Regions from separate parts of the Homo sapiens genome. Here region 1 is linked to region 2. Evidence: read pairs that join two places in POLR2A ChIA-PET (ENCODE). Cell type or tissue: MCF 10A. All regions are shown on one strand. Each heading gives the region's core, and the rest is flanking DNA. Links, peaks and the distances in the headings are about the cores only.

Region 1 (8,343 bases), core at 1,298-6,297, 170 kb after region 2:
CAGGGACCTGACTATTGAAATAAAAACAAACAAGCAGAAAGCAGCAACAATGGCATCAACAACAACAAAAGGCCCCCACAAAAACCCCATCCATGGGTCAGTAGACTCAAAACCAAAGCTAGACAAACTCACAAAGATAAGAAAGAATCAAAGAAAAAAATGCTGAGAACTCAAAAGGCCAGAGGACCTCTTCTACTCCAAATGATCACAACATCTCTCCATCAAGGGTGCCTGAATGGAAGAACAGATGGATGAACTGTCAGAAGTAGGCTTCAGAAGATGGGTAATAAAAAACTGTGATGAGCTAAAGGAGCATGTTCTAACCCAATGCAAAGAAGCTAAGAACCTTGATAAGAGGTTAGAGGAATTGCTAACTAGAATAGCCAGTTTACAGAGGAACATAAATGACCTGATGGAGCTGAAAAACACAGCACAAGAACTTCCTGAAACATACCCAAGTATCAATAGCTGAATCAACCAAGCAGAAGAGAGGATATCAGAGTTTGAAGACCACCTTACTGAAATAAGGTATGCATACAAGAAAAAGAATGAAAAGGAATGAATAAAGCCTCCCAGAAATAAGGGACTTCAATGAAAAGACTGAACCTACAATTGATTGGAGTACCAGAAGGAGATGAGGAGAATGGAAACAAGCTGGAAAACACGCTTCAGGATATTATCCAGGAGAACTTCCCTAGCCTAGCAAGACAGGCCAACATGCAAATTCAGGAAATACAAAGAACACTATTAAGATACTCCATGAGAAAGTCAACCGCAAGACACATAATCATCAGATTCTCCAAGGTCGAAATGAAGGACAAACTATTAAGGACAGCCAGAGAGAAAGGCCAGGTCACTTACAAAGGGAAGCCCATCAGACTAACAGTGGACCTCTCAGCAGAAACTCTACAAGCCAAAAGAGATTGGGGACCAATATTCAAAATTCTTAAAGAAAAGAATTTTCAGCCCAGAACTTCATATCCAGCCAAACTAAGCTTCATAAGCAAAGGAGAAATAAAATTCTTTCCAGACAAGCAAATGCTGTGGGATTTCATTACCACCAGGCCTGCCCTGCAAGGGCTTCTGAAAGAAGCACTAAATGTGGAAAGGAAAATCCAGTACCAGCCATTCACAAACACATCAATATATAAAGACCAATGACACTATGAAGAGACTGCATCAACTAGTGTGCAAAATAGCCAAATAGCATCATGATGAGAGGATCAAACTCACACATAACAATACTAACCTTAAGTGTAAATGGGCTAAATGACCCAATTAAAAGATACAGCCTGGCAAATTGGATAAGGAGTCAAGACCCACGGTGTGCTGTATTCAGGAGACCCATCTTATGTGCAATGACACACACAGGCTCAAAATAAAAGGATGGAGGAAAATTTACCAAGCAAATGGAAAGCAAATAAAAAAGCTTGGCTTGCAATCTTGGTCTCTGAAGAAACAGACTTTAAACCAACAAAGATCAAAAAAGACAAAGAAGGGCATTACATAATGGTAAAGGGAACAATTCAACAAGAAGAGCTAACTATTCTGAATATACACGCACACAATACAAGATATCTCAGGATATCTCAGGACACCCAGTTCATAAAACAAGTTCTTAGAAACCTACAAAGAGACTTAGATTCCCACACAATAATAGTGGGAGACTTTAACACTCCACTGTCAGTATTAGACAGATCACCCAGACAGAAAATTAACAAGGATATTCAGGACTTGAACTCAGCACTGGATCAAGTGAAACCAGTAGATGTCTACAGAACTGTCTACCCCAAATCAACAGTATATACATTCTTCTCAGTGCCACATGGCACTGGGCTCTCCTCCTACTGCCCCAAGTCAAACTCTGCATTGTTCTTCTGCTGGTCGGTGGCCTGCCAGTGTATCGGTGCCTGTTGATGCGCTCCTCTCCACATCCAACTGCCCATCTGTTCCTCCACTGATGTGCTGCTCTCGACGTCCAGCTACCTGTATCTTCTTCCACCGATCCGCTCCTCTTGATGTCCAGCCACTTGTGTGCCTGCCTGCTAGGGTCTCCAGAGTTTTCATAGGCACAAGATGGGTGGCGTGGCAGGTCAGAGTGGTCTTGGGAAATGAAATATCTGGACTGGAAAACAAAAATACCTGTCCTCACCTAGGTCTGTGGGCACAGGCCTGGGAGATGGAGCCCCAGCCAGGGACCATGCCCTTCCCTTCCCTGTTCTGTATCATTTAAAGGGACCACACTCTTCCCTTCCCAGCACTTCCCTTCCATATCAATATGATAGAAGAAGGCAACTGTACTCACTGTAGTAAAGTTGAGCTGAGCATTCATGTTAGGAAGGGCAGTAACAAAGAACATACAGAAAGGTCTCTGAACTACTTAGGGGGACTGATGTGGTGAGGCAGAAGCAATTGAAGCCTACCTGCCCTACCTAACTCCGCATAACACCAGAGGTTGCCTAGAACATTATCAATAAAAAAAAGAAGAAAAGAAATGAAAAGAAAGATGCAGGGATGTCGGGTAAGGTAGGGAGAGAGAGAGAAAGCTATTGGGGCAGTAAAATGTTATACATCAATTTATATTGACAATCTTAAAAAGTAATCACATTGAAAAAGTAAATCGCAAATTTATTCTTTTCTTGATGAAAATTACTCAGATTTGCTGGGCGTGGTGGCATGTGCCTGCAGTCCCAGCTACTTGGGAGGCTGAGGTGGGAGAATCGCTTGAGCCTAATTGCTTGAGCCTAGGAGTTTGAGGCTGCAGTGAGCTGTAATGTCACTGCTGTACTCCAGCCTAGCAACAGAGCAAGACCCTGTCTCAAAAAAAAAAAAATTATTCAAGCGATTTAGCTGTATTATATCCCTCTAGCCTGGTGGAACCATATATAACACTTTCATTTTAAGAGTTCTGGATGAATCGGGGACTGTCATACCCTTCTTTTGTATCTTTAGCAGTGTCAACATGAGAGCTAAATTAATAAAATTACTCAAAAAACAGTTCATTGAATGAGATCTACATAATTGTATGAATATTATGACAATAATCTAATTTTATTGTTTCTATTATATATAATATATTAATTTATCACTTGTATTATAGGAGTGTAATTATATGGTTAGTATAAGGTATATTATATATGTATAAATATATAGAATTCCCTGTCCACAAGAACCTGCTAATCAGTCCTATGTTTTTATATATAGTAATATTCTGAGCCATGCTCTTATTCAGGGTAAAGTACTCAGTGATGAAACATCTGGATATATAGCTTAGTCATGGACTTATGACTCTCCTCTGAGTGACTTCCAATTTGATGTATCAAAACATATGTGCTCTTTCCAAGCAGCAAAAGGTATTATGCTGAAGTTTCTCCCCCACATTGGGTGAATGTGAGAAATTGAGATTGTTGTTCAATATAGTAGCCAAAGGACTAATTATGTGGTTTCACTGGAAAGGCAACCCTAATACTAAATGAAGTCCCAGGACAGCAGTAGAGAAGGGATCCACCATTGGAGTTTTTCTTTCATTCTAACATAAATCAAAAGTGACAGAGAATGGTATTGCAACTTCTCCTAAACTAAATTTATCTTGGAATGGAGACAAAACAAGGATGATTTATGAACTGAAGGACATTTTCCATTATATTCTGAACATATGTAAACAAAGAATGAGACTGAAAATCTATGTGCCCTTTTACCTTAGCCTCAGGGAGCCACCTCATTGAAACTATTTGCTACCTCATGGAAAATAACCAAAATGGATTAGCCCCATGGAACAAAAGAAGTGACATTATAAACTCAAGGAACAAGCAACAAGATCCCATAGGGAGCAAATTTCTTAAAAGGAACTCTCAAAATCCCTTTCTTCTAGGTTTATCACCATGGGGAGCTTAATTTCAAGAAGCTTTAGAAAGGAAGAAAATTGTGGCACACACTCTGCTTAGTTTAGATCTCTTAATCCTTCTAAATTGTTCTGCCTTGTTTAAAAAGATCTGCTTACAACTATCATTGTGCAAGTGTAAACACAAGCGGCCTCAGATTGTTCTTTGAGCTTCAGCTCTGCCAGATATCATTCATGTCTCATTTTACAGACAAACTCTTAGCACCACCACAAGCAGCTTTAAAACACTCAACCATAGCCCAAGGCGCATGTACAAATCTTTGCATGTCTGGGTTTCCCTATAAGGGCACTGGGTTTTGTTCTCATCACAATTCTTGTTTATAGCTCACTGGATTTATAGCCGCCCTCTTAAACATCTGCAGTCATCATTTTTTTCTCTTCTAAGAAAAGACACAACTCTCTATAGAACAGAAAACAGGTATTTTCTCCTACTAAGCCTTAAAGGGAGATGTCCTTTCTGTGTTTTAACCATTGAAGTTAAGCGAAACATAAGACTCCAATGATGTCAAGAGAATTAGGGTGAGGAACCTTGACGCTAGAGCTTTGATATTTCTGCAAAATTCCATGAGCTGCAAGTCAGAAAAACATAGTTTTAAATTCATAACTTTTATTAATTCACTGTGTGGCTAAAAGCAAATCTCTTCATTTTCTTAGTGTTTCATAGAAACACAGAACTTTAAAACAAGGAGAAGCCTTGGAATTTCATTCAATACAACACCCTCATGTTTGAGAGAGAGTCCCATATCCCAGATTACTAATTTAACCTCCTGCAGGTGAAGAGCTGGAGCTTCTCTCTGGAACTTCTAATTTTACAGTGTATTTACTGCTGTCTCTACTATGCTATTACTCAGTTCCCTCAGCCACACAGCCAAGGCCTAAGGACAGATTTCCTATCAGAAGAATTGCAAGGATCACACAAAATATTTCGCCTGGAGAGAGATTTAAAAAATAGTAAATGAAACCTAAATGTAAGGTGTTGTATATCTTAAGCTTAACAATAGCCATGCAATGCAAATTCTAATGCTATCTTTGGAGTCACTTTCAGATTTTCATACGAATGCATTTTCAAGAAAGAAGTCAACTTTTATAGTCCATCATTGGCAACAATCTACTCTGTCTTTCTCTCTAAATGTGTGTGTGTATGTGTGTGTGTGTGTGTGTGTGTGTGTGTGTGTGTGTAAATGGAAAGGGCTACTCTGAAAAGAATGCCTAGAACCCTAAGAATAGTCACCATTTTTCACATCTTACCCCTGTCTTTATTATGACACTAACACTTTTAGTGTAAGCTGCTTGCTTTGGATTAAATTATGTCCTCCCAAAATTGGTATTTGAAGCCTTAACCCCTTATGTGATTGTATTTGGAAATAGGGTGTTTAGAAAATAATTAATTATGGTTAAATGACATCATAAGAATGGGGCCTAATAGGACTGGTGGCCTTATAGGAAAAGGAGAGAGAGGTTTCCCTTTCTCTACAGGGAAGTCACATGCGCATATAATGAGATGGCCACCTGCAAGCTAGGAAGAGACACTTCACCAAAACTTAATGGCCTAAATCTTCATCTTGGACTTCCAACCTCCAGAGCTGTGAGAAAATAAATTCCTGTTGTTTACACCACCCCATCTGTGGTATTTTGTTATAGCAGCCTCAGCAGACTAATACACTACTTCTGAGTAAATTACAAAAAATAAATCATTTAAGAAGCATCCAAATGAAAAGTATAATCTTTCTGTTTAAAAAAGCATAAATATTTTAAAAGTCAGCTGCGCACATTTGTTTTGAGTAGTTCCCTTCCACATCACTTCCTGACACATCTGGCTTTTAAATGTTGCCAATATGACATTCAGTGACAATAGCAAAAACAACCACAATCCAATCAGATTCTTAACACCGTGATTACATCCAATGAAAAAAATGTGACATGCCTTATTCCAGAGCAATAAAAATGTTATTGTGCTGTTTTTCTTATCTCTAAAAATATTGCAGTCCTAGAAAAACAAGTAAATAACTCATTCTTCCATCAGTAAAAAACAAAAATATTCTTAAAGAGGAAAATCTTTTGTGAGTTACCTTCTCTTTTTGGTGACCTCTGGGCTGGTCCCTAATTGGAGCTGGTGACAAGATCCCACAATGCTCAAGCTCTTTCACCTAGTACCACGCATTTTAACAGATGAAACTGCCTGAGTCATAATTGTTTTCAAGGAGTTCTTTCCCCCTTCCTCTCCAGCTTTTAGTTGCAAGTATTATTTTTTTCCAATACTGTTTTTCTCTTTTTTTGTTGCCAGAAAATCCAAGCTAGTTTTCAAGATTAAATTACCACTCAGTGACTTTCCTTTGTTGAAAGGACAAGATTTCTAAAAAAGGAGGTGCCTCTCAGGGTAAAACAAGATGCATTAAGGCACCGGATCCCAAGGCCTAGATATCTGCAATCTTCATAAAGCCAAGCAACCTTGTAAATGGTCCAGATTTTAGTGCTAATTTCAGTCTTGCTTCCTCAAAAGAAAAATAAAAAGAAAAGAAAAGGCAGGGAAAATACCCTTATCCTACACACACACACACACACACACACACACACACACACACACACTGATATTCATAGCTGAGTTCTGTTGATTAAAAGTTGATAGCACTTTCTACCATGTTATTTGTTAAAAATAATCTAAGCATATTTCTATTGTGCATTACATAAATTGAAATAATATTCATACACTCCATTGACTAAACTTTTGAATATTTTCATCAGTTTCAATTAAGGAGTAAAATCTAAAAACAAAGGTAAAAAAATGAGCAATTTAGAATCTTCTTGATACATTTTCCCATTTATTTATTGCAACCACAAAAATGTTAAAGAATATTTTACTTAGTATCAGAGAGCACATGTTGTTAAACTAATGCTTATTAAAAGATATTACCTATACACTATTTATTTATTGCCTTGACTGGAGTTGATGTGAAAGGGAACCATGAGGCACTAAGAAGAAAATAAAAGAAGAAAATGGTATTCATGTTATCTTTCCTTGCCCAGTTTTAACAGAAGCTGGTCCATTCAAGGTCCTAGCTCAGAAGAGCAGAGATGCCTGCTACTGCAGGATCTCCCAACCCAACACTGCTCTAATATGATGTAGGAGACTTTCTCTCTAACCTGCAGCAGCATCCCAGGTCCTCACTGCTTCAGCCACCACACCCCAGTCACAAGACCATCTCTTACTCCTCACCCCAAAAACAACTTAAGGCCCATATAATATTAACCCACACTTTTCCTTTATCACCTTTCCCTAAACCATCTCTCATGATAATTTTAACTTCAAATTCCATGCCTCCCTAGCCAACTCTGTCCCTTAGCCCAACCTCTATCCCCCATCCTAAGGATCTATCCACTTCTCAACACCAGCACTGCTTTCTCAGACCTGGCCTGGCTCTCCCAGGTCCATCATCATCTCATACATTGAATTTCAAATGTCAGTCTATTCCCATCTCATCCTTGGCAGAACTTTCCTTCGTGGTTTCAAGCTCTCTTATTCTGGCAGAATATCAGGAACCCTGTGTGTGTCTGCTTTTCAACTGTTCACTCTCTAATCCAAATTGCTAATTTTCTCATTCCCATGGGACCAGGGATACATCTCTCTGTCCTGCCTTAGTATTCCTAGATTCTCTCTTCTAGTTCTGGGTACTGCTATTTCTGTCTGGGACCATGGTCCTTCCTAAGTTGGCGCTGTCTTTTACTTTCTCATGCACTGATTTTTTTTTTTTAAAAAAAAGCTTCTAAGCAAAAAATAATGTCAAAAATTTAAAAGGATATAAATAGCAAGGTAAGGTGTTATTATAATTGCAATAAAGCCTAAGAAACACCAGCATAATAAAAATAATATTGAACTTGCAGTTATAGAACATTGGTCTCATAAGGGATGTGTGGCCACACATTTCCTGTTGGAATTTAAGATGTTTTGTTTAATTTTCCTGAGTGTGCTACAATGCTTCATTACCCCCACCTGCTTCTATGTCTCCCTACATATCCCAGAGAAGAGGTCTGGAACTACGTTTCCCAGAATCCCCTTCTCAATGACATCCCAGGTTTGTGTCTGGTAAGTACAGGCAGTCATGGTCCAGTGTTTGAGGACAGTGTTTGGGAAGTATTGGATTTGATTATGAAGCCAGTATATGCAGAAGGTACCTGCCATATATATGGCAGTCTGTTTTAAGCTCTGGTTAGGAAGTACCCACCAGGCCCACTAAGCATGACAACTATTCACCAATGTCAGGTTTACATTTATTTATAGGCGGGAAGAAGGGGATCACTGACCCCTTAAAATTAGGATAAGTCATATAACCAGTTGTATTCTATGGTTATAGGTTAAAGTAACTATAGGATAAGGTCAAGCAGGTTATTGCTTTCTTCTACCATAATCAGCAATGTTCTAGAGAGTAAACTCAAGGACCCTGAGT
Region 2 (8,343 bases), core at 2,224-7,223:
ACCAAGATAGTCAGAAATTGATGTGCCTAGACGATATAGAAAAAAAAAAAAATAGAGAGAAATGGATTGAAGGCCTGTCATTCTGAGGCATTTGCCAAATTGTTAAGTTCTACAAAATAAGAAATTAAGCAGCCAAGTCAAATGCCACAAAAGCATAGAATGAATATTTAGTAATCTTAAAGTACTAAGAAGCTAAAATTGGTGTTCAGATCTGATCATAAAAATAGAGTTTTAATAAACATTTCAGGATCTCAGTTGTGGTTCTTGGAGATCTAACTCTTTAGATCAAATTGAAAGAGTAATTGAATGAGCTTCACCAAACTGCAAAAAAATGTCTGGACTCAGCTCAGTCCTTAATTGGATTAGGGAGACTTGCTCCCCCTTAAGCTGCCTGCTTGAATTCAGGGTCAACCTTTTGTGGAAGAAGATAACATCATCCAAAGACTATATGATTTTTATACACCATATTGTGCATTATATTAAAATTATAAGTCAATATGATAAATGGAAACATGATCAAAAATAGTACAGACAATGGAAATAGAAGAGCCAGTTATTGGAATAATAAAATGTGGACTTTACTTAATGACTGTGAAAATAACAGGGCTGATAACTATAGAAATAATACAAGCTAGAAAATTAAAAAAAGAATGGAAAGAATAGATGAAAGGATGGATAATTTTGACCAAAATTTGGATTTAATAAAAAAGATTCAAATGGGCATTCTAAAACTAAAAATATAATATCTAAGATTGATACAATGATGGCTTTAACATAAGACTATATACATTAGTTTTGAACTAAATGACATGTTAGGACAAAAATTCCTAAACAGAAACATATGCCAAAAAAAGAGGAATAAATGAAACAGCACAGATCATTAAAAAAAAGTGAGAATATGCATGAAACTTTCAACATACATTTAATTGGAGTGTCATGGTTAGAAGAGACAGAAAATGTGGCAGAAGGAATATTCAAATAAATAATGGCTGATAGTTTCCTAAGTTCCAGATGCCAGAAATTCAGAAAACCTAAAGCAAGAAAAAGAAAAAAAAAGTGTCTATTCTACAATGCTGTTTTCTCATAAAATTTTAAACATAAAACAAATGGATAAAAGTAAACAAAGGGCTGGGTGCGGTGGTTCATGCCTGTAATCCCAGCATTTTAGGAGGCCGAGGTAGGTGGATCACCTGAGGTCAGGAGTTCGAGACCAGTCTGGACAACATGGTGAAACCCCGTCTCTACTAAAACTACAAAAATTAGCCAGGCATGGTGGCAGGGGCCTGTAATCCCAGGTACTCAGGAGGCTGAAGCAGGAGACGCACTTGAGCCCCGAAGGCAGAGACTGCAGTGAGCCAAGATTAAGCCACTGCAAAAAAAAAAAAAAAAAAAAAAAAGAAAAAAGAAAAAGAAAAAGAGAAAACTAAGGAGGCAGAGAGTGGAATGGGGCAAGAAGATATATAGAAAATAGAAGGCATAGAAAAAATATCCATTATCTTCAAAGAGCAACTATAAAGGAGACAGAAGATTGAGAAACGGTGTTTTTTTTTTTTCCCTTTTTTTTTTTTTTTGAGGAGTTTTGCTGTTTTCGCCCAGACTGGAGTGCAATGGTGTAATCTTGGCTTACTGCAACCTTCGCCTCCTGAGTTCAAGCAATTCTCCTGCCTCAGCCTCCCAAGTAGCTGGGATTACAGGTGTGCACCACCACGCCCGGCTAATATTTTTGTATTTTTAGTAGAGACAGATTTTCACCATATTGGTCAGGTTGCTCTCGAACCCCTGACCTCAAGTGATTCACCCGCCTTGGCCCTCTGGAGTGCTGGGATTACAGGTGTGAGCCACAGCACCCGGCCGGACAAGGATAAATCTAATGAGTCTTAAACCTATAGGTGGATCTGAATTTAAAGCCCACTCTGATGTTATCATTGTAAGTTAAAGCACAGTTTTCTAAACTGACTGTGGCATTGGGTAAAGGACACAAGTGTAGCGACCTTGACCTTTGCTTTTGGACCATGTCAAAGAAAATGGTAATAGAACTACTACATCTGAATCACTCGATGAATTACTCAAATCCATAATAATGGGTGCTGCTTCCTTTTCTCCTCACCTCTTTCCTCAACTCTGAATGTCATTTAAAGTTCTATCTGATTTTTTAGAAACCTCACAAGAAACACAGTGGAATGATTTTAAACTGAAAGCACACCTTGCTAACTTGTAAAACATCCAGTGGTTTCTTCCAGAAAGCCTCATTATTTTTACTTTCTGAAAATTCATTATTACTAATTCTCATGGAAACTAAAAATAGGCTAACATACACTTTTAAAAAGTAGTAAGGAATTCTAAATTGACATGGATTAATTATTTAGTCTAGATTAGAAATGAAAAAAAAAATAATAAATGGGTTTAACAGAAACCCTAAGTACAGTTACATAAATTCTGAAGGCACACTCAGTGATTTTAATGAGAAGGAAGGATTTTAGCCAAGTTGTTCTTTAAACATAATGGACAGTTTACCGCTTCACTACCCTTTTTCCAGCTGTTAGCTGCATGTTATTTAAGAAAGACTTTTTTTTTTAATCTAAAACACTTAGTTCCAAACCATTCAAAGTACACGCTGCTGCTTAAGAGAGAATGATGTTTTGAGGGACTCACTTTTTAAAAAACCTTAACTCAATATGCCATCCAAAAAAGGAAAACTTTCACAGGATTATATGTTAAATTTAGCCTAGTCTACCACGTTGTATTTTCTTCTAAATTTTAAACATAAAACAAATGGAAAATAATTCAGAAGGGTGCTGGTTATATCACATTGGCCACAGGAAATTCAGTGCTTTTATGATAGAAAAATGTATTAATTCCTTTCAGTCATGCTGACAGTATGGTGAGCTCTGAAAGAGATTTCTTTCAAGCCAATATTACCAAAATTCAGCAAAATATTACATTTTGAAGACTACTGCTAAGAAGTCCCTTGTAAGATTGTCTAGATCCTTTGTGTTTTTTAAATGAATAAATTTTGCATCTCTAACACTTCCAAATACAAATAGAGGAATTTAATTAATTAAACATGGACAGTGCTTTACTAAAGCCAAGAGATCATTATCAAGGGATGGACAAAGAAAGTCAGGAAATCAGCATGATGCATTATCATAAGACTTGGAGACTCAACTTGCCTGCCAAGTGAAGCAAGAGAAGTCACCATCACTATCTCTGGGGAAAGCCTATCAGAAGTCAAGTCTTGAATAGGAGCTATGGGTAATACCAATGGGATTGGGATCTGCTCCTGCCTCCTAGAGCTAATAATTTAGGAAGGAGTAAAAGGCAAATGGCACATGTATAAATAACCATGATATAAGTGAAACTGATACCTAGAAACTGTTAAACATAATACTAGTCAGCTTTATTTATTTTAATGAATCAGAAAGATCAGGAAAACCAAAAAGGGTTTCTTGGATTAAGTGAGGTTTAAGCTGAGATTTAAACAGGGCTTGTGAAATTCTAGTGTGGGCTAGTGTAGGTATGAATCTCCTGAGGATTTTGTCAATATGCAGTTTCTGATTCACTAGGGTCTGGATGGGACCTGAGATTCTGCATTTCTAATAAGCTCTCAGGTGAGGTCATTGCTGTTGGTTCTGAAACCACACTTTGAGAATCAAAACCTTAAAGAACAAATAAAGTCATATTTATTACCCTTCTTGGGTAACACAAATCCAGTTCAGGTGTAGAGAGTAGCTTGAGGAGACACACAGAGGCAACAAAATGCAATGTTTATCTAAGAATAGCAAATAACTAGTGTGGCCGTTGTGCTAAGGGGGCGGCTTGTAGAGCTTTTGGATTCTACTCCTAATTGTCTCTCAAATCCACCTCCACCAGCTCCATGCTGTTTCTTCAACTAATTCCTTTATCATTTTCTACATGAGTAACTGTAATAGTTTCTTAACCAGCATTCCTTCTTCTGGCCTCTTTCTCCTAGAATTCATTCTTCATAATGTTGATACAACTATTTTTCTAAAAGGTGAATCTTTGGCTCTCTAACTCGTCAGATGGAGTTCAAATGCTGAGATACGGCATAACTGTCCACTTGAGCTCTCTGGGACTTCACTGTTTCAATCTGCAGCTACCCCATCCCTTGACCGTATCTTATCAGCACCAAATGTCTTAGAGTTCCCTTAATAGATCATATGATTGCATACAACTGTATATTTGCACATGTTCTTTTCCAGCCTGAAATATACTTCCTCACAATGTGTAACTGAGAAAATCCTATTCACTTTTCGAGATTCGGCTATAAAAGCTGGGCACGGTGTCTCACTCCTGTAGCCCCATGTATTTCAGAGACTTAGGTGGGTGGATTGCTTGAGCCCCGGAGTTCGAGGTTGTAGTGAGATATGATTGTGACATTGCACTCCAGCCTGAGGGACAGAACAATACCTTGTCTCTGAAAAAAATAAAAAATTTCAAAATTATTCAGCTATGTTAGCCAATATTTTGGCCATTGTAGGCATTATGACTCACTTTCTCCTCTGTTCTTCTCTTGATTTGACTCATGCATTTACTTGTTGAAAAAAAATATTTTCTGAATGCATGTTATGTGCCAGGCAGTGAAAAAGATAGCTGAGGCCCCAGCTTTCATGGTGCTGAGAGCACAGTAGGGAATGATATATTAAACAAATACTTACATGTGGGTTATTGTTAGAAAAGAACAAATAAGTACCTCTTCTCTTGAAAAAAAATAGATGACCAGGAAACACTGACCATGTATTTCTATGGGGAACAATCAGCCAAAGTTAAGTAGTGTCTGCCCCTTTAGAGAGGATACCATAAAATCTCAAGTTCAACAGTCCTCAACTCACTCATGTGTTGGCCTGGATCTTGGCACACTTGAGTTCATGACTTCTTTTTAAAACCAGAGAATGACAAACTTCACGTTTGTAAGGTCATTGGTCAAAGATAGAGAAAATAAGTTGAAAGGTGACAATAATTGATGTAAGATAGACAGTTATGAAAATATAGTTGTATTCATCCTGTCAATAAATGGAGTTGGCCTAGATGGCAATGGTGGGTGTGAGTAGAGATAAGAGACAAATAAGTGAATTAAAAACATATTTATGATGTAGGTTAACGGCATTTATTATTTGTATGGGGGGATTATATTAATAGAGAAGTAAATGATGACTCTCAGAATTCTGGCCTGAACAACTGGTATCTTCTGGTCATAAAATAAGAAACAAAATATCAAATACTAACAGTTATAAAGAGATCATGAGTGTAACTTTGTACTTAGTAAGTTTGAGGTATCTGTGAGATATATGTGTAAGGAATGACAAGTAGCCATCTAGGTCTAGAACTAAGAAAACAAGTCAAGCTAATGGATGTACCTTTGGGACTTGTTAGCATATACATAACTATATTAATGAGACCACATAGAAATAGGGTTTAAAACAAGCAGTGAAAAAAGTTTAAGAGGATACTCGATGTTGAATAATTGTGTAACAGGAAGACAACTGGCCTAAGAGACTCAAAAAAACTGAAAGCCTCTTCTGAGAGAGACAGAAGCACAACCATTTTGTTTGTTTGTTTGTTTACATGCCAAGAAAACAAAGAGAAAACAATATGTCACGAAAAGGGGAGAGGTAAACTTAAGAAATTCAATAAGCTTGATCTAAAAAGTTTCCAAAGCAGTGCTGACATGGAGCTAACAGGTCTTGTTAGAGGAGTTTTAGAGGATACATTGGCATAAGCCAGGAAAAGGCGGATAAGGAGTTGATGAATGGGAAAGTAATAGAGGCAATGAGCATAGGTAAATGTTTTCCAAATGTACAATTGAAAACAGAGAGATAGAGGGAGATTGAAGGATGAACAGAGGATAATCAAGGGATGATACGTTGAGGTGGAGGATATGGATGTTTAAAAGCTGATGGAAAACCACCAAATGGGAGAGAGAGAAAGAAAGGGTATAGATTCATGTTGACCCTCTGCAAATAAGAGTGGGTGGGAGAGAGGAGAGAAGATTAGTCTGGAACAGAACAAAGGCCACATTGCCCCTATCTGACAGTCAGAAAGAATGGATGGCTGCAAATGTGAATATTTTTATAGAGTGAGAAGTTCAGGCAACTTTACGCTGATTTCTTCAGTTTTCCCTGTGAAGTATGAGGGAGGTGATCTCCCAAAGAAGGAGGGTAGAGAGAGGCAGGAATGCTTCTCAAAGTGTAGCTCATCGACCCTTCTCTCTTGATAGCATCAGTTGGGGAACAAGTATGAGCATTCTGCCTCAATTAATGAAATACCAGCATTTTTGCATTTTAGTAAGCATAACTTCAACATATTGACGTTTGACAATCCCAAAGACAGGAGAAGGAAATAAATGAGTCATTTTATTCAGAGCTTGCTTGATTTTCCTTAGAAAATACTCCAAAGATACTGCTTTGAAGTTTAGGCCTTAGGTCACTCATCTCTTTCTGTTTCCTTATAAGTAGGGACCTTTGTTTCATTTCTGGCTTGTGACAGTTGTTTTGCCAAAAGTAGTTAGTCCCTACTTGTTCTCAGCTAGTCCCAGAGAGAGGGGTGTCCCAGAGAGAGCGGGCAATGGACTACATCATTCCCTCCACCCAGGAAGGCTTCCTTCCTTAGCTTTCCCATGATTAACTACTGAAAGAAAGCCCAAATGTCCTTTCCTCTCTTTTCTTTTTAAAAATTATGTTATGGTTTGTCATTATCATTTATAAAAGAGATGGCCCAAAGAAGTATCAATCAAAACTGTGTTTCAGTTGCTAACCGTCAAGCAGAGAGGGTTTTGCTCTGCACCAGCACCAGCTATAAAACATCTTGTTTTCCTTCAACTCTTTTGTTTTCTTTAGAATTCACTTTTTTATAGTTACTGCTCTGAAAAATGTCACAAAAAATTCAATGTATTGTGACTGACATATACCAACATATAAATTACACTCACTGACTCATGAATTATTATCCTGCCACCTCCATAAGGCTGTTTTCAGGGCATGAATAGTAGTGGGGTCAGAAGCCCTCCCAATGTCCTAAATCCTTATTGTTAAATGATTAACAGGTCAATAGGCTATAGGTTGTATGCACAACTAAAAGCTATCTATGACCACCTTTTAGAGGTTACTAAATTCTTGTAGTCATAACAAAATTTAATACATTACAAAGAGTTCCTAAGTATTTTCATAATCTTCTAAGACTTCTGACTGCCATACAGGCTTTGTGTAGAAAGAATAGTTGGAATTACTCTATTTTAAAAACATCATATGCTATCAGTGCATTCCGTGTTAACTTAAATTGATTGTGGTTACTTATTGATTGCAGCAATTTTTGCTTTTACATTATAAGTAATAGCTTATTTTCAATAATACCAATTTTTCTTGCTGTGAATTATTTGGTCAACCCTACAACCTATAGTGTATAAAACTATACATGTTCATCCATGTAGTTTTGACATAAAATTTCAAAGATGTAGATTTAAAAAATAAGTATGTGTTGTAGATTAAAGTAGAATCAGACTGTCCCCATTGTTAATGGTGAGATATAGCTAACACTCCTCAATTGCTATATGATAGCACTTCTTCAGTGGTGACTTGTCTATGAATGTGAATTACTTAGACATCTTGTAGTATATTGTAAAGGAATGGAGGAAAATTACTAGTTATTTTAAAGTTTATAAGGCACTATTTTAAAATTAAAATTCAGTTATTTAAACTTCTTTTTGCTTATAAAGAAAATAATAAATTACTCATGTATCTTATTAGGAAATGGTTTATTATAACTCTTTTGAAATGACATTCCTCTATTTATTAGTTGTAGTTTGTTCTTTTTCCAAAAAAAAAAAAAAAAAGCAAAGGTAGGATTGCCATGGGATTTTTTTTTTTAAACACACTCAGGATTGAAATGAATGTACTGGGCCACAATATGTATAAGTCAAACTCTGTAGCCATAATCAAGGCTTGTTGGCTTGTTCTTTATTTCATTTGTATTCTCCACAGGGCTTGCAATAATGATAAATAAACTCTAGGTCTTCGAGAACTATTGTCAGTTATTAGTATATGAATGAACTATACATCCAACACATATCTGTTAAATATACTTCTATGCTAGTCACGGAAGTTAGTCATTTACACTATTGTTTTCCTCTGGTGAAGGGTTTAGGAAACTAAACCAAGACTGCAACGCAGGCAGCATTCAGCTTTTGGTTGTCCCTCCTTTGAATGACATCTATTATGGTAAAGCTGCCCACACATTATCCTACACAAAGGACAAGGTACTGTCTCAAGGCAGCAATAGGGGGTGAGATTGTGGGAGATCCTATTGAGCTCTCATTAGTCAGGCAGAAAT

Evidence for each region. Peaks named below come from ENCODE experiments on the same cell type or tissue, not always from the same donor. Only the 100,000 strongest peaks of a DNase experiment are listed, where the experiment ranks them.
Region 1: POLR2A ChIA-PET joins it to region 2 with 12 read pairs; 1 of 35 experiments calls an interaction of 5 or more read pairs at or near these places.

The regions. Positions count from the first base shown.
Region 1 is chr21:27,043,190-27,051,532 of GRCh38, reverse strand. No RefSeq gene overlaps it. Among named protein-coding and RNA genes, the nearest start is that of ADAMTS5, 80 kb to the right of the region's middle. In MCF 10A, for the core only: no CTCF peak of the experiment used is centred there; DNase peaks (open chromatin) are centred at 3,322, 3,602 and 4,102.
Region 2 is chr21:27,215,443-27,223,785 of GRCh38, reverse strand. The region is part of intron 2 of LOC102724355 (a long non-coding RNA gene); the gene reads left to right. All of the region lies in intron 2 of LOC105372759 (a long non-coding RNA gene), which reads right to left. Among named protein-coding and RNA genes, the nearest start is that of ADAMTS5, 250 kb to the right of the region's middle. In MCF 10A, for the core only: no CTCF peak of the experiment used is centred there; a DNase peak (open chromatin) is centred at 4,465.